3 separate regions of the Mus musculus genome follow, and regions 1 and 2 are each linked to region 3. Evidence: chromatin loops called from intact Hi-C (ENCODE). Cell type or tissue: heart. All regions are shown on one strand.

Region 1 (8,000 bases), 270 kb before region 3:
GATTTACTTAGAAAGGGGAAAAACGGTTTTTTCCCCCAGAAAAGCTACTGTCAAGCTTCACCTGAGAATTATATGGCTGTTTTATGCTGCAAAAGAGGCCGGGAAAGTGAGAGTCAGATGCAGACAGGCTTCAGTGTATCACGAGGAACATCTGAGCCTTTGCTGCCCAAATGCTGCCTGAGGTTTCTTCTCAGGGAGGAAGAAGACTGGGGACTGGGCAGGAAACTGACCAGGTGTTGTCCCCAGCACTGACTCTCCACAGTAGGGAGTGAGATTTAGTGTTCGAGAGAAGCCATTAGTGCACACATGCTGCAGTCTCTCAGGAAGTCAGCTCCACACGATGTGCACACTGGATGCCTCCGGGTTTAATATCTTTCTCTGTCCGATCCTCACTGGGTATGATGCACGCACTGTCAGCGAACTGTCCCCACTGTCTTTGTTGTTGCCCACAGGAGGAAAAACACACACTTAGGACTAGCATGCGCTTGATTAAATGCATGCAAGCGACAGAACAAGAATCAGTTTGAATCTCAAGCCTAGGCCATGAACCCTGGATCTAGCTTCCAGAGAAGTCTGGCCAGGAAATTCAGTCTCCTATGATCTGAAAAGGGCACAGAGTGGCTGCTTGGGATGCCATCGCTTGCCATGCGCAATGTCTGCTCTTACACCGTGGTGACAGGCTTGGCACCTTCTGGGATTTGTAGCTCTAGGTCTGCTTTCCACAAACATGTGAGACATAGTAGAGAAACCGTGTCTTACCTCACTGCTGGATCTCTGTGTTGGATCGAGTTTTGTCAACTTGACACAGGTAGGATCAGCTGAGAAGGCCCTCAACTGAGAAAATTCCTCTGTCAGATTGGCCCGTGGGCCATTTTCTCTGTTGTGTGATATGTTATGATTTATGGGGGAGGGTCCAGCCCACAATGAGCAGGTCACTCTCGGGCAGGTGGTCCTGGGTTGTATAAAAAAAGCTTGAACAAGCCGTGATGAGCACGCCAGCTCGCGCCTTTCTCCACACCGTCTGCTTCAGCTCCTGACAGGACTTCCCTTCACGGTGGGATGTACGCTGTAGGAGAGAACAACCCCTTGGTGTTTTAACACAGCAATAGAAAGCAAACCAGAGCAGTTACCCAATCTCAAACCTGCCCCGAACCTGAGAACCTGAGGTTGCCCGAAGATTGCATGTGCTGGCTTGCAACTGAGCTGTGCCATCTCGGGCAATTCTGGTGACGAGCAAAGCGGCAAGGGCATTTGAAGTGTGTCACAAAGTGTAGTGACTTGGAAGGGAGCCTGGAGGGACAGCTGGAAACCAAACCAGGGAGTAAGGACTCAGCTTTGCAATGGGTTGTCTGGATGGAGCAATTCACCCTGACCACAAGGGAGAAGCACTTAGGAGGTTCTGCCCTGGCCTGCATTTTCTTTTCTTCATGGGCTCCCATGGTTCCCCACCCCACCCCCACCCCCAGAGTTCTCATAGCTGGGAAAGGAGAGAATGGAGTAGAGGCTCTGTGCAGATTCAAAGCAGGAATTCACCTGGAGGAAGTGGCCCTTGGTCTGGATGCATCAAGGCCAAGTTCAGGAGTGCGTACCCAGCGACTGAAGTCACCTAGTGTGTGGCAGGCACAGCCCGAGGTGCAGGGGCCAAGGAGGACGTGAAACAGCCCTAAAGGGAGACAGCTTGGTTGGGAGTGAAGGGAGCACCTTCAGAGTAGACTCAATGCATTCAGGCTGATGGGAGCTAGGGACATTTGAGGGAGACCTTGACCATGGTGGTGTTTGTCATGACCATGTCTCACTCTAAGCAGCCACCTCCTGAGCTGATATAAAAAGATTGATCACACTGGTGTGTGTGTGTGTGTGTGTGTGTGAGAGAGAGAGAGAGAGAGAGAGAGAGAGAGAGAGAGAGAGAGTTAGTTGAGTCTGGTGGTCATCTTGATTGTCAACTTTATGGGACATAAAGTCACCATGGACATACGCTTTGCTACATCTATGAGGAAGCTTCCAGAAGGTAAAGAGAAGAGATTTACCCTAAATGTGGGTGGCATCACTCCATGGGGTGAGGTACCAGATGAAATAAAAAGGGGAAATCCAGCCAAGCCCCAGTATTCCTCTCTCCCTGCTTCTAGACTACAGATGCAACCTGACCAGCTGATTCTAGCTCCTGACACCCCGACTTCTCTGCCGTCATGGACTGTGTACCCTCAAACCAAAATAGCCCTCTCCTTCAGGTGACTTCAGCCAGATTTATCATCACAGTAGTGAGAAAATTAGTAGAGAAGGAGACTTTAGTTTGAGGCAAATCTAAGTTCAATCTAACCCTGCAAATTAATGTTTTAATTACGTGTATTTGTCTGTGTCTTGAGTGTGGATTCACGCACATGAGTGCAGTGTCTATGGAGGCCACAGGAGGGCGCCAGATCTTTTTGGAGCTGTGATGCAAACTCGAGTCCTCTGCGGGAGCAGTAAGTGCTCTTAATCTGGGCCATCTCTCCAGCCTCAGCTGCACTAGCTTTGCGATTATGTAACCGGTTATTTTAAGTTCACATCAGGACTTACTACTTACTTTATTTACCTCAGCTTATTCTATGAGCAAATTGTACAAACCAATAAAAAACACTGCAGTCTTAGGGCTGAACCTCCAGATCTCTTATAACCTAGGCGGTGAAGAGCCAGATGCAGAATACCCACTGATGAAGTGCCTGAGCCCCAGTCCTGCAGCAGCCACATCAGGCTTCGAGAGAAGGACAGGTCCCCGCCCTTGTGTGGCTGTGTGGAGAGAGGTGATGATGGGGCAGGGGTGGGGGGTGTCTGCAGCCGTAAGCCGGTCAGTTTCACAGAGGAGACTGGCGAGGGATGAACACTGTTTATTCTGTAGGAAGCAGCCAGAGGGCTAGCCTGGGCAGGAGCAGCAGGCTAGAAATTGGTCACCGAGTAGTTCTGACCGTAACAGACTCATCCGGGCTTAGAGATGTTGGTGGAACTGTTCAAGGGACACAGTAGTCAGATCCAAATCCAGGGGAAAATAGGGAGGGAAACACAGCTGAATTCAACGAAGCAAAACCCCAAACGCCATCAACAACAAAAGAGGGTGAACGGGAGCTCCGATGAGATATCGAGGTGCATCGGATGGAAGGCAGAGTCCTCTGCTCTGACTCTCAGAGAAAAGGTCCAGTGCTAACTCTCCATCAGGGACACACCCCAGAGCAAGAGGCGACAGAGGGTGAGCGGGGCGGTGAAGAAGAACACAGGCAGAACAGATATGCGCTTCTCTCAGTGAGCAGGATGCAGGATGAACATAAGCCACCGTCGAAATGTGCATTCAACCTTTGTCAAACCCACAAACCGTCAAGACGACATGGTGGCTGTGAACTTGGCCCTCTAACTATTTCTTGCAGGAGAAGGGCTCTAATGTGACGCTTCTTTGAAGCCACAGTGATAGCTGACAGCCTTTGATGTTCCTCTCAGACTTCACAGATCGAATAAGCAGGTGGTGTAATAAATGTCACTTAGTAAGGATGAATGCAAACACTTCAGAGGAGATGCCCCCATCCCTCGGTCCATAGGACGGCTTCTGCACGGAGCTTCATGCTTGGTTTGAGAGTGGGATACAACAAGCTACAACAAGCGGAAAACCTCCCTCGGAGGGGCTGAAACCAGGAGTTAAAGAAAAAGAGAAACCACACAATTTAAAATGGAGCTGGAGAGCTGGCTCAATGATGAGAGCACTGGCTGGTCTTACAGACGATCAGAGTTCAGTTCCCAGCACCCACATGGAGGCTCACAACTGCCTGTCAATCCAGTTCCAGGGAAGTCTAATGCCCTCTTCTGGCCTCTTTGGGCACTGCACTCTTGTGTACACACCCACATACAGACACACATTCATATCTATAAATGGATGCCCCCTCCAAGGGGCCTGTTTCAAAGCGCTCAGTGAGTCCTTCACCTCCAGTGTACCTTTTGGGATGCTACCCCCTCATCTTCATGCCAACCATTGTGAGCCAGGGCAACTGAGGTAGAAGCCCCTAGTTCTCTATGAGAATAGACATCTTTCTCCTGAGGCCAGATTGGACCCGTGATGCCACCAACTCACCTTGAATCTCAGATTTCTCGGAAAGAACAACAGGTGGGCTTAAACATGGATCAAGAAAGGAAACCATCAAAACTGGCCACAGCTGCTCGCGAGCCACATCTCCACCCCAGTCTCCCCGGAGCTGGTGGGCAGCAGCTTCCCTGGGAGCGGTGTGTGTTTGAATCCATCTAAGCTTTCTGAGTCACTGTTGGGATGGAGAGGAGGAAGGAATGACCCTCTGGGGAGCCCACAGTGGCAATTACTCCAGCCAGGGAGGATATGGTCACGGACTTCAGAGAGAAAGTCACAGGGCAGATTCTCTGCTAACGATGCCAGTATGGGTTGGTTAGGAAATGTCCCCCACGGCTTGTGTGTCTGAATGTTCGGTCCCCAAATGCTGAAGCCTCTCTAGGAAGCCTGTGGAAACCTTAGAGGGTGCAGCCTCACTGGAGAATGTGAACCACTTGGGGTCTGCACTGAGGGTCATAGGCCAGATATACTTCCTGTATGGCCTCTGCTTCCAGTTCCTCTAAGACGTGAGACAGAAGTCACAGCTGAGAGCTACGCAGTGTGTCAAAATAAACCTCTCTTCAAGTCCCTTATTGTTGCTGCTTGGCCACTGCGATGCAGGAAGAAACTAACACAGATGCTTCATGGAGGAACCCAGATCGTCACCCTTATGGTGTCTGTGTCTGTGGGCCTCACAGTACAAGATGGTCTGCACACACCAGAGTGCACCTTCACAGATGCGCTCCCTCAAGGCTACCTCCAGAGGGCGCTCTGCTCCACATCTCAGCCAGCACCGTTTTCCAGAGGCTGCACCCCCAGGCTGCTGAGTTCAGCTGCCAGGGACACCACTCTAGGCTACTCAGTAAAGCTGTATGTGTATTTCACCTATGCCGGGGACATCACCTTCAATACAGTGTGCATCATCTGGCTCTCACCTATGACGGTGCAGTGACTGTGTGAATTTTACCACAATTTAATTAACCTTTGTCTAATCGCTGGGTAGTTGCAGTAGGCAGTTTTAAAACAAATTCTCCTCAACAAGTTTTAGATCAAGGAGATAGCAAAACATTACATTTTAGCTTATTTGGGGTATCAATTTATGGCAACAGCAACATTTTAGAAGCAGCCAAAGCCACATTCAGAGGGAAAGCCGTGTCTTTAAATGTTCTGCATTGCGTGTGAAAAAGAACACACCAATCAGAGCATCTGGTAAGTCAAACAATGAATATCCAAACGGAGCAACGTAACGGATCAGGTGATAAGTGGCTGCATTGTCAGGGATTAAAACAAAACAGTCACTAAGGGAAATAGTCAAGTTGGAGGCAAAGAGTTGGGTATTTCAGGAGACAGAGGCAGTTGGATCTCTGAGCTCAAGGCCAGTCTGGTGGGTATCTGAATGTATGCACGGCCCTAATTTGCCAAAGATCTACATTAACATGTCCATGATTTGAGTCTCACTTTACAATGAGTTTGAACTAGTCTTCATACATTTCATTTCTTAAATTTCATTTGAGCTATATCAGACCCCCAACTAAATCTCTGCACCTACCCCATAGGCCTTGGCTCTCACACAAGCCCACACTGGGCCACACGAGGTCACAAAGGCTGTGGTTTCTTTCTCTGGTGTCACCTCCAGGACACGCAGATTTCTGCTGGCTGGCCCTGACCTGTGAAGGTTTACGAAAGCTCAAGGCTTGTATATAGTTTCCCCTGGGTTTTGGTACCAGAAATGAATGTGTTTTCAACACTAAACTTGGCCAGAATTAGACTTGTTGCCTGGGCCTTGCAACTTTTACTAAAATGGACTTGAGCTTACGTCCAGAGACTAAAGACAGAGCAATTCTCTGCTGCGGGATAAGAATGAAGACAAGCCACAGGCAAAGCCTCAAGCTTGATGGTCACCACACACACATTGAATCTCAGCACTTGAGAAGCGGAGGCAGGAGGATTACAAGTTCAAGGGTGGCCTTGGCTACGCAGGAAGATCTTGTCATGATAAAAAAGAAAACCTTTAAAAGGCAAAGTTAAATTTTAATCCGTGTCTATGTTCAAGATACTGTCGTTTCTGCATAATAGAATTATTGGCACGATGTTTTACAAGTGTGCATTTCATCCTTAACTGCGTATTTGAGTTTAGCTGTTTGCACTTCGTTGTGTGTGAGCCTTGGGTGTATTTGACTAAGTTTTCAATTTTAGAAATGTATAACCATACCCACGTCACTCCAGTTCCAGGAACTGCTTGTGTGTGAGAAAGCTGCTTCCTTCCCCCTTTCTTTCATCTTTAAGAGGGAGGACGGGGTGGGTGGCTGAAGACATGGCTTCACGGTTCAGAGCGGGCGCATCTATAAACTCAGGGTGACTCATGCCCGTGCTGTGCGGTAAACTGTGTTGATTTTTAACCACTGTAGCCATGGTGCTCCACGAGTCCACTCCAGAAACCGATCCCAAATATTTTCCTTATGCATCACATGATGCAAGCCAGCATTAAGCGCGACCTCAGCCTCTCGCTTCATTTTCCACAGAATCTAGATTACTCAACAGGAATAAAAACTCTCCTGTCTCGATGGAAATGAATTTCCTCTTTTAGCCGCAAGTCTCCCTCGAAGGAGTGGGTGACTCAAAACTACTTATGTCATGAGTTCAGGTCCTTAGTGTGTGAGCTGCAGTTTCTTTGTCAATTTAGTTCAAATATACTTGAGATGCTTATGGGGGACCTGGGAGAGGGCTCAGGGGGTAACGGTGCTTGCCAGACGACCATGAGGACCTGGGCACAGATTTCTCAACATTGGAGTAAAAAGCTGGGTTTGCCTGTAACCCTAACACCGTGTGGGGAGGAGACAATGGGGATTGAATCACGGAGCCTGGACAGTAGTCCAGCCAGGCCAGCCAGGAAAATGGCTGGCTCCAAGTTCAATGAGAGCCTTTGTCTCGAGGGAATAAGGTAGGGAGTGACAGAGGAAGATGCCAGATGCTTTCTTCTGGCCTCCTCATGCACACACAAACACACACACACACACACACACGCACACAGCACGCATGCACACACACACACAACATACACACGCCACAAGAATAAATAGAAAGTGTATAGAGCAGCGACCAACCCAAAGCTAAAGCAAAGTTGAGCTGAGCTGCCCACAGTAACTCCATTTTGTCTGAGTGCCTGTTACACTCACCCAGCTGCTCTCTCCAGCCCCAGGGAGCGCATCCTGATCATGGCTATGAGGCAGCTCACCAGCTTAAATGAACGGCTCATGTTGGCCTTGTATTTATGGTGGCCACTACTCTCCTCATGTGGGCATAAGAAAGTAAATTCGAAATTTTAGACCATCAATTGATCTTGGAGATTTCCAGAAACCTTCTAAATTTTATGGCCCATGGCCTCTGCTGGCTTACTTAAAAGATTTCCTACTTATTTTTGAAAAAAAATCTTTTAAAACCTTTTCTTTAAATTTGTAACAAAAATTTTAAAGCTGGCACGATAAAGACTCACCTCTCCCATCGTCTAAGACTATTCCCTTTCTGGGCAGGGATCCCCCACGCTCCTGCTAGCCGCACTGGGAAGCTGGTTTAGTGCCATTGCTAACACTTTCAACGGGACGAATGTTTCTGGCTTTAGTTGACTTCCCCCCCCCCCCCGGGACGGTTGGGAGGGAATTTATTTGGGAGTTCTCAGTATACTGGGTGGATGTGGATGTCTGTGCTGTTCACCGTGTGTCTTTAACTCAATGAATAAGAGAGGAACTTCATTTTTCTTTTCCCTAATAATACAAAACTGCCTTCCTTGTGTACGCTGTGGTCCTGGGTTTCCATCCCTGATCTGCGTTTCCATCAACACTTTGTTACACCCACAGAACTCCTCTATTGTGCATTTAAAACTTTGCCCGCACTCACTGTCAGGTCCTAAAGAAACAAGCCTAGC
Region 2 (8,000 bases), 360 kb before region 3:
AAACAAATGACAGACAAATGACTAAGCTACAGTGTTTCCAGCTCTCTCACGTTGTCACATTCACTGAGGAACGGAATAAGCCACATAGATTTTTCTTGTTTTCCTAAATACTTAAAAATGAATATATTCCTCACTAATTCAGTATCAACTTTGCATAGGTCATTCTAATCAATACTCTTAAAGAATATTAAGTCAATAGATTTTTGTCCTCAGGAAGAGCTTCTGGAACATTCTGAGTTTGCTCATTCTAATTTTTTGTCTAGTCTCTGCCTGAGGCCAATCATGCCCCCCTCGGGGTTCTAGTCTCTGGGGACCCTCAAATACACAGAGATCTCTGCAGACCCCTACAGCACAGTCTTCTCCACATAGGCCAGCTGCTGATCTTGCCTCCCTCCCTTGGGAGGGGTTGGATGCTCCCCTGATCTCTGCACTATGGGGCTTTTACACATCTGGCTACCTGCCAGGGCAGAGAACCCTCCCACTCCTTAGTGCTCCCAGAGACCTGTGCTCCTCTCCAGCTCACTCTAATAAGTAGAGTGCTCCTTGGAGCCACTGTGAGAACGTTGGAAGGGTAGAGGTTATGGTGGGCCCAGTAGGACAGCGTTCTTTCTGAGTGCCAGTTTCCCTACCAAGGGGGACGACTAGTGGATCCTGAAAACTTTCCGCCAGGCTTTGACCTTTGGGGTCTATTTGTGATCGTTTTGGACCTAGAAAGGCATGTTGGCTCTAAGGAACCAACAGGTCACTAGATATGTTTGGGCCAGCTCTGATCTCATTAGCATCCTGCCTGGTTTGCTGAATGATGACACTCGAAGGTCATGGTCTTGGGTCAAGCAGAGCCAGATAAACAAGGCAGGAGGAAGTCTGTCTCAGAGATTACTTGGCTGTCCGTCTGGGCAGGTGTGAAACCCATGGAACTGACTCTGAGCACAGGCTGGCCTCTTGGTGTGGCTGCAACAGTACCCGTGGGTGGCAGGTCTGTCTCTTTCAGGGAGCTCTAGGCTGCATGTGACGTCTCTCACCTAGCTGGGCCTGACCCATGCAGGTCGTCCAGGAAAATCTCCACATGGTCAGCTGATGCCGGGCTCAAAATTACTGTTTGGTTGACTAACAGGGACCGTGGTCTTGCCGATTTGACAGTGAAAGAACCCTTCACTATCTTCCTTTGGAAATGTACTCTAAGATCCAATGAGCTGCTGAGAAAGAATACAGATACAAGATACATATATCTACAGAGACACCGGTCCATAAGGGTCCAGTGTATAGGCCCATGCATAATTAATAGGAGAGCTAGATGTATTTCTGTGTGTAATTCACACGTCTGTAACCGCCCCCCCCCTCCAATCTCAGAGCCAGATGGGCTGTTGACTCTTTCCTTTGGAAACCGGCTCCGCACAAATGATTTAGGCATAATTTATATGCTTCCCCAGTGACAAGTCTTGGCCCATATAATTAGCTGTAATGATAAATACAAATAAAATATGGGATAATATGTGGCCAATTACCCGTGCCAAAGCTATAATTCCATCTGTGGGGATGATAAACCGCCGAGAGCGGCAGTCCTGTGGGGTTGGCTCCCAAGACCAGAAATCGCCTGACAGTTGACCATATGATGTGAGGTGCAGTTGTGTGGTGGCATCTGAGGCACAGGGAGCTGGGCAGATCAAGCTCCTGAAGAGAAGGGCTTGAGCTGAGTCTGCCTGGACTGGTGAGCCTCAGGGACAGGCCCACTAAGCTTCACACAGTGTCGCCCTGACCTTCCAGTGAGCATGCAGAGACACAGGCCAGGCAGCAGAGCAGTGGGAGCCTGAGGCCTGGTCTTGAGCAGCCTAGCTCCAGGCCCCAATCAGTGGGGATGACTTTGGGGAGGCAGGACTCTGAGGACCTTGTGGGACATGACTGGTGTTCCCAGGATAAATGCAGAAACAGGCTTAGAATCACTGGTAGCTGCCGAACAGGCTTGGTAAAGATGAGGGGCAGGTGTGAAACTGGGTTGCACTTAGCTCTCCGGGACTCTCAACACTTGGTTAAGTGGATCTCCTTTGGCCATCCTAGAGAGCAGCTACTGTGTCACAGGGCCTGTGGAAGGCAGGAAAATGGCTCCAAAGATCTCAGGTCCCGATCCCATTACTTGGGAAAAGTTGGATACAGGTGACTCAAGGACCCAGAGATAGGGTGAGTGTCCTCGGGGGACCCTAATACCATTGCAAGGATCCATGGAAGAGGAAGGTGAGGAAGATCTTAGACAGACAGGAGGACAGAGTGACAACCCCAGGAGACAGGTATGATGAAGCCAGGTGTGTAGCAAGCCACACCCAGCACTACCAGAAGTTGGTGTGGCAGGCTCTACCCCAGAGCTGTAAGTGGGGGGGGGGGGGCAATGCCTGCTGACGCCTGCTGTGTAGTTTGAGCAGGTTTGGTCCCCATAGATTCATGTATTTCAGTGCTTGGCATCATTAGGAGGTGTGGCCTTATTGGAGTAGGGGTAGCCTTGTTGGAGGAAGTGCATCACTGTGTAGGTGAGCTTTGAGGTCTCCTGTGCTCAAGCTCTGCCAAATGTGGAAGAAGGCTTCCTCCTGGCTGCTTGAGGAAGACAGTCCTCTTCTGCTGCCTTCAGGTCAGGATGTAGAAGCCTCAGCTCCTCCAGCGTGATGTCTGCCTGCACAGTGCCATGCTTCCCGCCATGATGATAATAGACTGAACCTCTGAACCTGCAAACCAGCCGCAATGAGATGTTTGCCTTTATAAGAGTTACCTGGGTAAAACCCTAACTAAGACACCTGCTTCAGGCTTGTGCCCCCAGGCCATGAGAGTCAAGTGTTGCTGCCTTAAGCCTCAATTTGTAATGCTTGTCACATAACTGTGGGGCACCCACCCCTTCCAGGCATGTGGCAACCAGGCATGTGGCAGTTGCTTGGAGCCACCTCAGGGGCCTCCACGTACCTTACTGACTTTGGAAGTCACTGTATTGGGTCTCTATGATGTTGTAACTATGTCATCGGCTCAGAGACTTAGATAGGATATATGACCTCATAGCTTTAGAGGAGGGCACCTGGCAGCTCCACCAGAATCGGTCGTGGCAACCCTGTGCTCTTTTCTAGAGGCTCCGGAGGACATCCTCTGTTGTACAAGACTCCTCTGACCCAAACAACGGCCATCTTGGAGAGTTTGCTTGCCAAAGGTCACCTCAGCTGGGCCTGTTGGATGACTACGCCATCCTCCCATAGCGGGACAGGGAGACCAGAGTCTGCAGCCACTTGCTCCACACCACCTACAGTATCCAACTTTGTCCTAACCGCATGAGGCATTGGGGAGGGCACAGAACGTACAGGCCAAGTAGAATAGGAGAGCGACTCCATGTGTGTAGTTATGGGACAGTTGTCATCCCTGCTGGGTGGAGATTTTCTAGTGCAGCCTTTTACTGGGGGGATCTTCCACACTTTTGTAGGTAACTCTTCATTCTATGCTCTGAGAAAGTCCAATAAACTTATCAGCCCCCCCCCCCCAGAGTGAATTTTAGTGGAATGGTGTCTCCATTTATCACTGGGGCCTTAGGAAGGAGGAATTGCTTATGTGTCCCCTTGGGAAGGAACTTAGCAACGGCCCATTCCCTGGTTGTTCCATTTTCTAGAGGCTGCTGAGGGTGGGGAAGAGGGCTTTGTCTCCTGGCCAGGAGCATGAGGAATTTAGATGCCTGAGCCTATGGGAGTCCACAGGGTAATGGGGAGAGGAGGGGAGAGATGGGCCAGGGCAGAGCCAAAGCTATTACAAAGAAGAAGACATCATGCCTTGGGCTCAAAATATAAGGACATGCTGAACTAAAATAAACTAATAACCAACAACCCAAACCACACCTGTAATCAAGATAAATGACATTTTAATGCAATTTTAAAAAAATCAAAATTAATGCCAAAAAATCTATGCAAACAAAATACCAGGGCTTTAAATAAAGACAGATGAATTACAGTGTTATGCTCAACAATATTGGAGCTAGAGGCAACAGAATAAAATCAGTGAGAGGATCCCTTATTTACTGAAGACTTCAATATTTTATACAACATGAGACGTTTGTATTGACTTTAGGTTTTAAAAGAAGTTATTTGTAGAGTGCTGATTTTTAGTGCATCTGCTTTAATTTTCTACCCATTTTTATCCCATGTTTGGAGGTAGATGGCAAACCAGGTGACAGTTTTCCCAGAAGGGTGGCGCAAGCATTCCAGGGTCAGTGCTCTTCCTGTGAGTGAGGGCTCAGCACCTGCTGAGCAAACAGGCTGAGGCTCTCCGCAGCGGGCCTCTGGCTCGTGCATTGTTGCAAGGGTCCAGCAGGGGGCAGCATGGCACCTCAAGTCCCGCCTGGGCCAGGGGCATTTCGTTTCTACAAAGGTGCCCAGACAAGAGAGGGAGGCAGAAGGCTGCTGGAAACCCCTGCTCTGGGGTGGTGGTGGGGTGGGGTGAGGCGCTGAGGGGGTGGGGGACTCCAAGTTATGGCCATGGTGAACTGCGTGGTTTTATTGCATTTGAATTGAAAACAAACAATGAATACTGTGCAAGATTGAATGTGAATGTCACACCCGTCTCACCACAGTCATTCTGGCCTGGACAGACTCTTCCTTGTGAATGCAGGTTGGGGTGGGCTGGTCTCTGCCACACCCTGCAAGGTGTGCCCTGCTTCTCTGCTCCACCTTGTCTGTCAGTAGGGATGAGCTGCCCCGGAAGGCCGAGAGCATGAGTACCATATTTTGGCCAAGCCTTGACACAGCGTTCCCGCCACATAGCAAGCGGGTGGCAGGTGGCGGGTGACATCACCCCTGGATGCCCCCTGCCCCTTCTGGGGTCATGATGGAGCACAGTGCTGTGGTCTTGGCCAGCCTCAGACTCCTGGGTCTTCCTCGATAACACATTTCCCCACTGAGTGACATCTTTGCCTCCCACGGGACATGCAGGGAAGGCACCCAGCTGTCACAGTGTTTGTGGGGTGCCAACTATGGGCCAGGAGCTGTGGAAAGGTTTTGGGGGTTCACCTCTCCAGGGTCCTGTCTAACTGCAAGCCAGTGGGGACGCAGGGCTGCTGGACGCAGGGCTGCTGGGCTGGGAGCCCAGAGTGAGCGATAGGGGAGCAGGGACAGGGGTGCGAGTGATAAACAAGACTGAATTCCTCTCAGGTGATCATTTAAAGTAGACTGGATATAGCGTGGGTGATGAGTGTTTGGGGAGTCAGGGCATCTTGTCCTGAAAGAGCGGCTCCCACTTCGGCATCCCGATGCCGGGGAAGGACTTGATTTTCATTCTTTATTTTGTGCCGTTGACATTTTATTCATTTTCTGTTTTCAAAAGCCAAGAGCACATCCTTCGATAATTTGAAAGGAAAATCACAAAAAGGTAAGATGTTCAGGCAGAAACCCATTTAGACATAAATGAACCCCAAATCAGTGATTCTCAGCAGGAGGCTACAAGAAGGTTCTGTGAAGACCTGCAGTTGACTGAGCTTGGCATCTGGGGTCTGCCCCATCCATACTGAAGGAACTGGGTGAGCCCAAAGCATTTGTTGCAGGGACTGACCACAAGCCGGGAGTCCTGCTTACTTTACTAGATCCTTGCAGTCAGAGAGAGAGACAGGGAGAGAGAGAGAGAGAGAGAGAGGGAGAGAGAGAGAGAGAGAGACAGACAGACAGACAGACAGACAGACACAGAGAGAGACTCATTGTTATTTGCATTTTCTCAGAAAAATTGAGACCCTGAGATAAACCATCCAAGGTCATAGAGCACAAAAGACTCTAGATTCAGAATTCATCCAGAGCCAACTCTTGACACCCTTCAGGATTCTGTCCCTTACGGTTCCTTGTTACTCTCACCGGTTTCTAGCTGAGGACAGTCATTACTGACAAACCAGGACCTTTGAGCACAGTGTCCTTCAAGGCATGAGGGATGAGAGCCAGGCTGCTAGATTTGTCTCTCTTTCCTCTGCCATCTCTGATGGGGAAACTGGGGCTCAGAGAGGCCAAGCCACCATCTCTCTCCTACAGTTAGTGTGGTTGGCTCCTGCCATGTTCCACATGGGTAGGTGGGCCTGACCCAGGCTTTGAGGTACTGGAGTGCTGTGGGAGCCATGGGGAGCTGTGGGCACCTTGGTGACCATACTACCCCAGCTCTTCTCTTCCTGAGGGGTCCTCTACCCTCCAACCTCCCCAGTTCCCCTCTGCTCCTCATTGTCTCCATCCCCTGAGATCCCCCATACACTCTCAGCTCAACAGTGACCTCAGCAGGGGTCCCGAGAGGCTCTTTTCCAGAGCACAGCCCCTTCTCTTGCAGCTTCGGGTCCATGGCTGCTGGAGTCTTGTCTTCACAAGGCCAGCAGCTTTGTGGCTAGCTTTCATCTTGCTCTGGGACAGTGGCAAGAGTACTAGGAGGAGTGATTGGATGGGTGGGCACAGGCCTGGCTTCCCTTACACAGGCGTCCTTCCTGGGGGTGGGATGACCTGAGCTCTCAGTTGTGGACTGAGGATCTGTCAGTCGGCTGAAGGACTGGAACTCATGGACAGGGCCCCGCCTCTTGTAGCACAGGGAGATACGTTGGGGGTCTTTGAGCTGACTGTCCCATCTGTGTCCAGGGCCTTTCCCTTCCTGGCAGACTGGAGGTCTAGTCCTCCTCCTTCCTTGCAGGTGGAGATGGCCCTAGCCCCATCACAGTAGAGGCCAGCGCTTAGCAGGCCAAGGTGGTGAGCTTGTGAGTGTGGTTCTGAGATCTCCCTTGCAGGCTGAGGGTGCGTGGGGGAACTTGGGAGAGGCCGAGTTTTCTGTGCTTTCTTCAAGAGCCTCCCTCTGCAGGACATGGGGACAGCATGTGGTTGTTGAGTTTTGGCTTCAGGTTCAGGGCAGACATGGGCCTCACAGCTTTGAAGCAAGTCTGTGTATGTGAGCCAGGCCCTGCGTGCGTGATGGGACTGCCTCTTATTGGTGAACAGAAGAATAGGGAATGCTGGCAGCCAGGCAGGTAACAAGCCCGGCAGGTGGGCTTCCTCTCTGGTACCTTTCTCCCTTTGTGCAGTTCTACAAGGCAGACTGAGGGAGGAGGGACACAATGTGGAGGACATGGAGAGGGGGAACGGGGACAGTGACAGTGACGGCTGGCTTTTCTGTGGGTGTCTGGCTGGTGACCTTTCGGAGAAGTAGATTCAGAAGTGACTGCTATTTGTCGAGGTGCAGTTCAGAGACATCAGATGGAGTTGCTACCTCTGTGAAAAATGTCAGGCCCCTGCTGTCCCTGACTGTGGAAAGTGGATGCAGCAGGATCCAAGCTGAGATCTGACACCCCCTGAGGAAGTGTGTCCTCAGAAAACGCTCGCATGTCTACTCACTTGTGGAGATGATAACCAGTGGCCTGTGTGAGTGTGTGTATGTGTGTGTGTGTGTATGTGTGTGTGTATGTGTGTGTGAGTGTGTGAGTATGTATGTGTGTGAGTGTGTATGAGTGTGTGGGCATGTGTGTGAGTGTGTATGTGTGTGTGAGTGAGTGTGTGCATGTGTGCCTGTGGTATCCAGTGACCTATTAGTGTATGAATGTGTGCCTGTATGTATGTGTGTGTGTATGTACCAGTGTGCCTGTGCATACGCATGTGTGAATGAGTACATATGTGTGCACCTGTGTGTGTGCACACTGTCTTTCTTTCTCGCTAGACTCCTTCATCAGGGTTTTGTGGAATGGTCAGAGTAGAAAACAAAGTTTCAACTATTTTCTTCCAAGAAGTATTTTTGGGAAAACTATGACTGAGACAGTAAGAGAACTGGCACCAGGTTGGGGTAGGGTCCGAGGATTTGGTGGCTCTGATGCCTGGCCTTGCTTCCTCTCCAGAGCAGCAGAACCCTTTGCTCCTTGGCAAAGCCCTGAGGGGCTGAGCCCTGGTTGCCAAGGCCCTGCTGCTTCAAAGGCACTCTTTGGCTTCTGCCCCCAAGGCCATCTGTATAGATCGAACCCCGCAGAAATTTGTCACACATGGGTTTGC
Region 3 (8,000 bases):
ACCAAAAGGAATCTACAGATTTGATGCCATCCCCATCAAAATTCCAACACAGTTCTTCAGAGAACCTGAAGGGACAGTTCTTAGTTTCATATGGGGGTGGGGGAGAGAAACTAAGATATCTAAAACAATCCTGAATGATAAAAAGATGGATGGAGGTCTCCTCCATCATTCCTGATTTCAAGTTGTACTACAGAGCTATGGTAATAAAAACCACATCTTATTGACAAAAACACACATTGATCAATGGAATTGAGTTGAAGACCCAGACATAAATCCACATACCTATAGAGACACCTGATCTTTGATTTTTTTTAAAAAAAGCCAGACATACACACTGGAAAAAAGGCATCATCTTTAACAGATGGTGTTGGCCAAACGGATTGTCCACATGTAGAAGAATGCAAATACTTAGGACCCCGCACAAAACTCAACTCCAAATGGATCAAAACCTCAACACAAAACCAGTTACAGAGTCTGATAAAAGGGAAAGTAGGGAATGGCCTTGAACTCATTGGCACAGGAGGAGACTTTCTGAACAGAGCACCGTTAACACAGGCGCTGAGGTCGGTATTTAATAAATGGACCTCGGGACAATGCTCCTAGAGGCAAAGGACACCAGCATTTGGACAAAGTGACAGTCTACAAAATGGGAAATGATTTTTTACCGCCTATATGTCTGGTACTATCCAAAATACATAAAGAACTAAAAAAACTGGACATAAAGAAAACAAATCACCCAATTTTTAATAAAATGGCGGTGTACAGGTCTAAACCAAGACTTCTCAGAAGATTGAGCACGAATAGCTGACAAAAATTTTTGTTTAATGTTCAACGTCTTTGCCATCAGGGAAATCCAAATCAAAACTACTTCAAAATTTAATCTTACACCAGTCAGAGTGGCCAAGGTCAATAAAACAAATGACAGCTCACAGGGATGAGGATGTGGAGTTAGGGGACACGCCTCCATCGCTGGTGTGAGTACAAACTTTTACAGTCACTGTGAAAGTCCATGGGTGGGGGCTTCCTCAAGAAGCTGGGAACAGATCTACCTGGAGATCCAGCTATGCCTCTCCTTGGGCATATACCCAGAGGGCTCTTCACACAGAGACGCCTGTCCATCTGTGTTAACTCCTGCTCTATTCATAGATAGCCAGAAATCAGAAACAGCTCAGACACCCATCAATAGATGACTGGATCAGGAAAATGTGGTACATTTACACCATGGAGTACTATTCAGCTTTTAAAAAAAAAAAAAAAAAAAACCATGAAATTTACAGGTAAATGGATGAATCTAGAAAAAAGAATTATCTTGAATGAGGTAACCCAGACCTCAAAAGGCAACTCTGATATGTAATCTTTTATATGTGGATGTCAGCTTTTAGGTTACTCGATAATTGTGCTGCTATGTGATGAACCACAACGGTTAGTACTAGGCATTGATAAGGAATTAGGAAAGAGGTAGGTGTAGAGTAGAGAACTAGGGGAGATTCTATTTCCCCAAGGAAGAGGAGATAGAACAGGGGGGAGGGGGAGGGGGGGAGGGGGGGAGGGTTACAGGAATGGGAGGGAAGATCAGAGGAAGGAGTATGGGGAGGCACAGCTAACACTAAGTGACAAGTGAAGAATCATAGAAACCTACTGTAGTTGATGCTTTTAAGAATATATACACACATGAAAGAAATCTAAATATAATCACTCTATCAAAGGGAAGACGAAGTCTCAGCTAGATGTCTCCTGACACTAAGTGAAATCCAAGACAAGGTATGGATTACATTTAATTGAGTGGCTGGTGAAAGGGCTCCCAAGGAAACCCCCAAGCAACCCAGGCTATTGCCAAAGCTATTGGTCACCTCCCACAATATGAAGGCAAGGTCCTATGGCTGTAATTCACCGAACACAGAGAAGTCAAGCTGGTGTCTAACCAAAGCCTTCAGTACTACTGACGAGTGTCCATGGTTACTGGAAGGTACCCTGCCCGCTACCAGAGGAGGATGTAAATACTAAGCCCTGTACAAAACCATTGATCTACAGTGTTGACCTGCCAACATGGCCCGTTGGCACAATAGTGGCAAAGAGGTTGTGGAAGTAACCAGCCGCTGTCTGAGTGGATTTAAGGACCACTCTATGAGATGAGACCCACGCCTGACACTGCTTTCGGGGTCGAGAAATCTGGGACTAGAGAGGCCATGGGCCTATGGGAAGAAGAAATACTATTGTTCCGCTAAAGGAACATGGCGATAAAATGACTCCTAATGACAATCTGCTATATTCATAGATCAGCCATCATCAGAGAAACTTCCTTTTGCAGTAGATGGGAATAGAGTCTACTGGGGATGAAGTGCAGAGAGTGAACGCTCTGGAAGACTTAGTCCTAAATGGAGTGTCCCCATCATTTCCCTCCCTTCAGGGTTCGGGGATTCTGGGGAAGAGGAGGCAGACTATAAGACTATAAGAGCCACAGGGGAGGGAGGACACCAAGGAATCCATGTCTCCAGGCACCACAGGACTGCTCATGCACATGTGAACTCACAAAGACCATGGCATTGCACACAGGACCTGCACGGGTGCAAACCAGATGGGGTTCCAGTGCTGAGAAGGGGCAATGGACACCATCTGCCATCCCTAACCAAGAAGCTATCTCCAACTGACATCCTGTCACAAGGGAAAAATGACTTTCTCCAAGGGAGTCTCACTAGATATACAAACCACACTGAAGGGCACGCCCCATGCCCAGGGGTAGATGGCCAGCACAAATTTGAAGGTATTTTTGGAAAATATCTTTATTATTATTATTATTATTATCTTGTGTTGTTTTATTTGGACTCAAAAAAAAAAACCTTACTAGAGTTTTGCTTCTATATTATGGTTTCCAATTTTGTGTTTTTATTGGAATGTGTGTGCTCACACGTGTGTGCATGCATCTGTCTGTGCACGCGTTCATGTGCACGTATGGGTGTGTATGTGCATGTATGTGTGCATTCATGGGTGCGTGTGTGTGTGTGTGTGTGTGTGTGTGTGTGTGTGTGTGTGTGTATGCGTCCGTGATGTGCGTTTCTCATGGTCTTTTGTTTTATTTGTTTTTTTGTTTGTCTTTTTTATTTGCCTGTCTGTTTTCTTAAGATAGAGAAAAAAGAGGCATGGAGTGAGTGTGTTGCAGGGGGCAGACAAGAGAGGGGAAACAGATCAGAATATAGTATATTAAAATAACTATCTTAAATACAAAGAAAAAAGAACAGTGAACTGCTGAGAGGTGGGGTCAGATTTTCCTCTCCCCCTTGGCCACCCTCTACCCAGATCTGAGCCCTCCCCCCACCCAGTCCTGAACCTTACCCCTTGGCCATCCCCCTACCCAGGCCTGAGCCCTCCCCCTGGCCATCCCACCACCAGACCATCTTGAGGAGAGTGGAGGGCTCCAATGTCCAGTAGAGGAGGGAGGGAACCCGTGTCTTGCACTCCCTGAAAACAATTTTCCTCCCATGAGAGGCTGGGATACGAGGCTCCCTGGACACCCACTTGTGGCCCACAGCCCAGTGCAGCCTCCATGCCCAGGGAGGTAAAGTGAGGCTCAGAGTCTAGACAGTTGCTGAAGGGACAGGGGCAGGCCTCAACCTCAGGTTATGGCCCCTAAACCTAATTTCCACCCCCAACCCTCTTCCGTGGTCACCTTCCTCCCCAGAGTGTCTTGGTGGCCCGCTTGCTGTCCCCCAGTCCTTTGGCCTGGGACACTATCACTAGAGGAAAGTTCAGGGAACAGGAGTGTCAGAGGGAGGAGTCACAGGCCTAGACAGGAGTGTCAGAGGGAGGAGTCACAGGCCTGGCTACTCCTACCTCCAGCTTCAATGCCCCCGCCCCCAGCAGCTAAATCCGAGGGTGTGGCTGGCCTAGGAGTCAGGAGGGAGGTTCTGGAGAGAAGGTTTACACACCAGCCACCTCAGTAGCCTTCTTAACAGCTCTGACCCTCCTAAAACAAATTCGAGGATAACCCCCTGCCTCAGAGCCCTTAACTGTTAACACTCCTGAAAAAACTGTGTTTCTACAGCGAAGGTAACACAGCCGTGGCCTCTGGGAAGCCAGCCCCGCGGAAGGACATCCCCAGCCTTCATCTCAGAGTGTCCCTCAGCCACCGGGCAGACCTTGCCGAGTTCCCTAGTCCAGATCACCAACAGTGCCAGACAGGAAGTGATCTGTGGTTGTCTGTCTGTTGCTCTGTCAACCTTCCTAATACCATGAAAAAGAAAGAATGAGGTTAGATTGATGCTGGAGCCCAGGCTGTGCAGTCAGATGGGACTTGAGTGGGACCCTGTCCACCTGCTCTGGTCTTTTGGTAAAGTGGGACAAAGGTGAGGGCAATGCCTTCCTCACAGAGTTCACTCAAGGGCGAGTGAGGACAGACACTCGGTCATTCCAGAGCCAGGGCAGGGACAGGGCAGGGGGGAACAAGACACAGGCGGGGCTGTATGGTAGGAAGGGTTGCTATATCCTTCCCCCAGCCCCAGCCCCAAAGCTGAGATGTCTCAGCTGCTCTCCCGCACCTGAACACACCAAGGGCACCGAGGGACCCTAATTATCCTGCTACACAATCGGTTTCCAGTGCCACTCCTCTGGCCACTCTTGATGGCTTCAGGCGCTGGGCAGGGAAGTGGCCACCTCGCTGGTGTCCTGGCTCTTGCAGATTCACAGCCTTGGGCCGAGCGCCCTCTGCTGGTCACGTACTGTCTGGCCAGAGCACCACACAGTCAGCTTGGCCAGGGAACTTGAGGGTCTCGGGTGGGCCGGGCGGAGGACTCCCGGGGCTGTGCCCGCGTGGCTAAGTTTCTGGAGTTTTACATCACAACCCCTAAACTGTAAACACACTTCAAGCTAGGTTCCTCCTTACACAGGCTCTCTCCAACCGACGCCAACGCTCAACGTTCAAGGACCTGCACCCTTATCAGGGACAACCCCGCAACGTGCTTTGTCTGTGAAGAGCTCCCACCCACCCAAGACCTGCTTGCTCCCTCCTGGAGCCCACAGCTTATCCCGCAGTTGCTGACACCATCCGACTCCTACAGGCACCAGTGCACCCTCCGTGCCTATGTGTGAAGAGCTGTCTATCTCAAGAGCACAGGGATGTTGAACTACTGGCCAGAGGTAACACAGCCTGCAAAGAGCAAGGATTCATGACCCCTGTGGGTAGGAGAAAGCCCCTTGTACTGTGGAAATACCTCCGGGATGCGGGGGAGGGACAAAGATGAAGTTTGGACCCCAACCGAGAGTGGTGATTTGCCTGTGGGGTCCCAGGGCACACATCCAGCCCACAATCCTTCAAGCTATCCGAAAATATGCATGAGTAATATTCCAGGTACACGGAGGACAGATATCGGGACACCTCAGCTTCAGAGGTTAGGCCTTCCTATCTCCTAGTCTCTGTGCCTCAGTCTTCAAATCTGTTAAATGGGGCCATCACCTTCCTCCCTCTGGGGGTTGTTTTTAGGACCAGGTGAGAAAATGTCTAGCCAGGTGACTGGCCATATTCATCCTTCGAATGATCTGCTGTCACCACTCATATCACTAAACTTTACCTAGGACTAGCAGGGAGCCTCCTTCCTCCTCTGCCGTCCCTCTTTACCGTCTCACACCTGGTGTGAGTGGGACGGTCCCTCCAGCAGGACTCAGGAGGCCCTGGTGAGTGCTTGATGTCCTCCAGTCAGTTTGTGCTCTGAGCTGTGACACCCTGAACTACTCCAGTACAACATGTCACACACCACATGTCACACACCAGACCTAGCCACGTCCAGCCATGAGTCACATGGCCAGAGAGAGCCCCGCCCCTCAACCAGAGCTTTCCCAAGTGGGAAGTGACTGACAAGGTCCTTGGACACTCAGCAAACGTGCAACTCAATTTGTTGTTCCCCTCCCCAGGCCTCAGTTTCCCCATCTGGAAAATGGAAAGCATAAATGAACCCCGGGGGTCCTCGGAAGTGGCTGTAAGCAGTTGAGATGCCGTGGTCCCCGTATCAGCAGCTCCTTTACAGTTAGTCTCATTGGATGGGTAGGTCCATCCAATGAGACAATCACTTCCTGTCCCATATCGCCTCGTCCACAAGTGACAAGAGCAGACAGGTGACTGTGAAGTTGCTCCAGTCTCCCAGACAACAACGGGGATGTGGTCTCTGTGCTCTGAAGTCCTCTGAGTGGGAGAACAGGACAGGTGGCCAGGGAGCCTCCACTGAGAAGCACAGCCCATTGGAAGCACAGCAGACGCCACCCTGGGGCTGAGGTGCCCCATGGGTGGATCTGCTCTGTCCTGGCTACTACGTGCCTACCTCCAGCAGGCAGGACCACGAGTTAGGGAGCCCCTGGGGCAAGCTAAGGACAGTGACTGTCCTGAGTTGCCACCTTTGTGGACAGAAGCAGCCCGGTAGTGTGATATCTGTCCCCTGTCCCACTCCCTGTCCTCTTGGTGAGGTCTGTGGTCATCCAGTCTTCCTCAGTGGAGGGAGAACAAGGGGAGAAGATGTCGGGAAGCTCACCTGGCTCCTGGTCACGCCCTGTCTGGTGGCATCTCGAAAGCACTCTCAGCCCACCAGGAGAAATCTCGGCTGACAGAGAGGGAGAAACCCCATCTTGAAGTGCGTGGGAGCCCAGCAGTTTCCTGACTCTGTGGGCTGCGAATCACTTTTTACATTAGAAAGTATCTGGGTGTGTGGAGAAAAGTCTGGAAGGAAATCGGAGAGTGTGGGAAGAAAGGCTGGTACTGGGCATGAAACTCCAGCCCCTGGGTTTCTTAGGGTCCCTTGGCTTTCAGTGTCATCTGAGGATCACCTGTGCTAACTGGGAAGTGTGCGTGAATGTCTTTTGCGCCCTCCTGGGACACTGACACACCTGGACAGAGGTCTGGTCCGGAGCGTCCATGGCTGAGATTTCGGCCACCAGGTGGCACCCTTGATCTATTTTTAAACAGATGATTCAAAATTCGGACTTGGCTAACAGGTGGGCAAAGGGCCGGACTAGCCCAGGAGCCAGGCCAGGAGGGTTCCCAACGTCCCTCTGAGAGCCCTCTGTGGAGCAAGGGCAGTTGCTCTGCTGTGAGATCTGCCTGATGTGAGCCTTGAAGTGAGCTTTGTCTCATGTCCCTGCCCCTGCAGAGGTTACCAGCAGGGGTCTGTCTGTGCCACAAGACCACCATGGGGCTGGCACCCTGCTGTGCTTCCTTTCCTCAAACTCTAGGTCAACTCTACAGCCCAGACCCACCCCACTGTGTGTGTGTGTGTGTGTGTGTGTGTGTGTGTACATGCCACAGTATCTGGAGACCAGAGAACAACTTGGAGTTAGTTTATTCAGGTTGTCCATCTCTCCCAACCCCCCAAGACAGGCTTTCTCTGTGTAGCCCTGGCTGTCCTGGAACTCACTCTGTAGACCAAGCTGCCCTCGAACTCAGAGATCCTAGCTTCCTCTGCCTCCTGAGTGCTGGAATTAAAGGGGTGACCACTCTGCCCTCTGGTTGTCAGGCCTGACAAAGAGGTACCTTTACCTGCTAAGCCATCTCACCAGCCGGAGACCTCACTCTCTCATGATACCCTCTCTGTTTCTGGCTGACCAGACCCCAGTGGCCTGTGCCCTCCTCCTGGCTTCTTTCCACCTTCAGCCCCAGCCACACCCAGGCCCCTCAGCCTCTCCCAAGCTCTCCTGCACAAGGCTCTTTGCAGAAATGTCGCCTGCTCTTTTTCCTCAGTTTCCTCTGGCCCATCTCTCAGGCTCCATGTGCTATGCTGGCTGGTGGGTCCTGAATAACCCTCTTCCCATGCATCCGTCCTGTAAGCATCCATCTATTGGTTTAGCGCGTTCCAATGCCAAGAGCAGCCACCCCGCCGGTGGTCGCTCGGGAGTTACTAAAAGAATGAAGTTCACCGGTGACCCTGCTATCCAGTGGATCCGGAAACCTGGACACCTTGACCCCAGGCCTCTCTCTCTTCCACATGTTCCTCCTGTTCTCCAGGATCCATGCCCTTCCTTCAGAA

Evidence for each region. Hi-C counts contacts between places; a loop is a spot of excess contacts. Peaks named below come from ENCODE experiments on the same cell type or tissue, not always from the same donor. Only the 100,000 strongest peaks of a DNase experiment are listed, where the experiment ranks them.
Region 1: a loop joins it to region 3, with 9 times the contacts of the local background. A loop is called at or near these places in 8 of 42 quality-filtered maps.
Region 2: it touches region 3 in a loop (8-fold over the local background); 27 of 42 quality-filtered maps call a loop at or near these places.

What each region holds. Positions count from the first base shown.
Region 1 is chr2:173,450,724-173,458,723 of GRCm38, reverse strand. No RefSeq gene overlaps it. Among named protein-coding and RNA genes, the nearest start is that of Gm14642, 60 kb to the right of the region's middle. In heart, CTCF peaks have their summits at 2,400 (motif pointing right) and 4,837 (motif pointing right); a DNase peak (open chromatin) is centred at 6,433.
Region 2 is chr2:173,542,836-173,550,835 of GRCm38, reverse strand. No RefSeq gene overlaps it. Among named protein-coding and RNA genes, the nearest start is that of 1700021F07Rik, 24 kb to the right of the region's middle. In heart, a CTCF peak has its summit at 4,302 (motif pointing right); a DNase peak (open chromatin) is centred at 4,325; H3K27me3 peaks cover 3,570 bases.
Region 3 is chr2:173,183,223-173,191,222 of GRCm38, reverse strand. No RefSeq gene overlaps it. Among named protein-coding and RNA genes, the nearest start is that of Zbp1, 32 kb to the left of the region's middle. In heart, a CTCF peak has its summit at 6,902 (motif pointing right); DNase peaks (open chromatin) are centred at 4,692 and 7,042; H3K27me3 peaks cover 2,066 bases.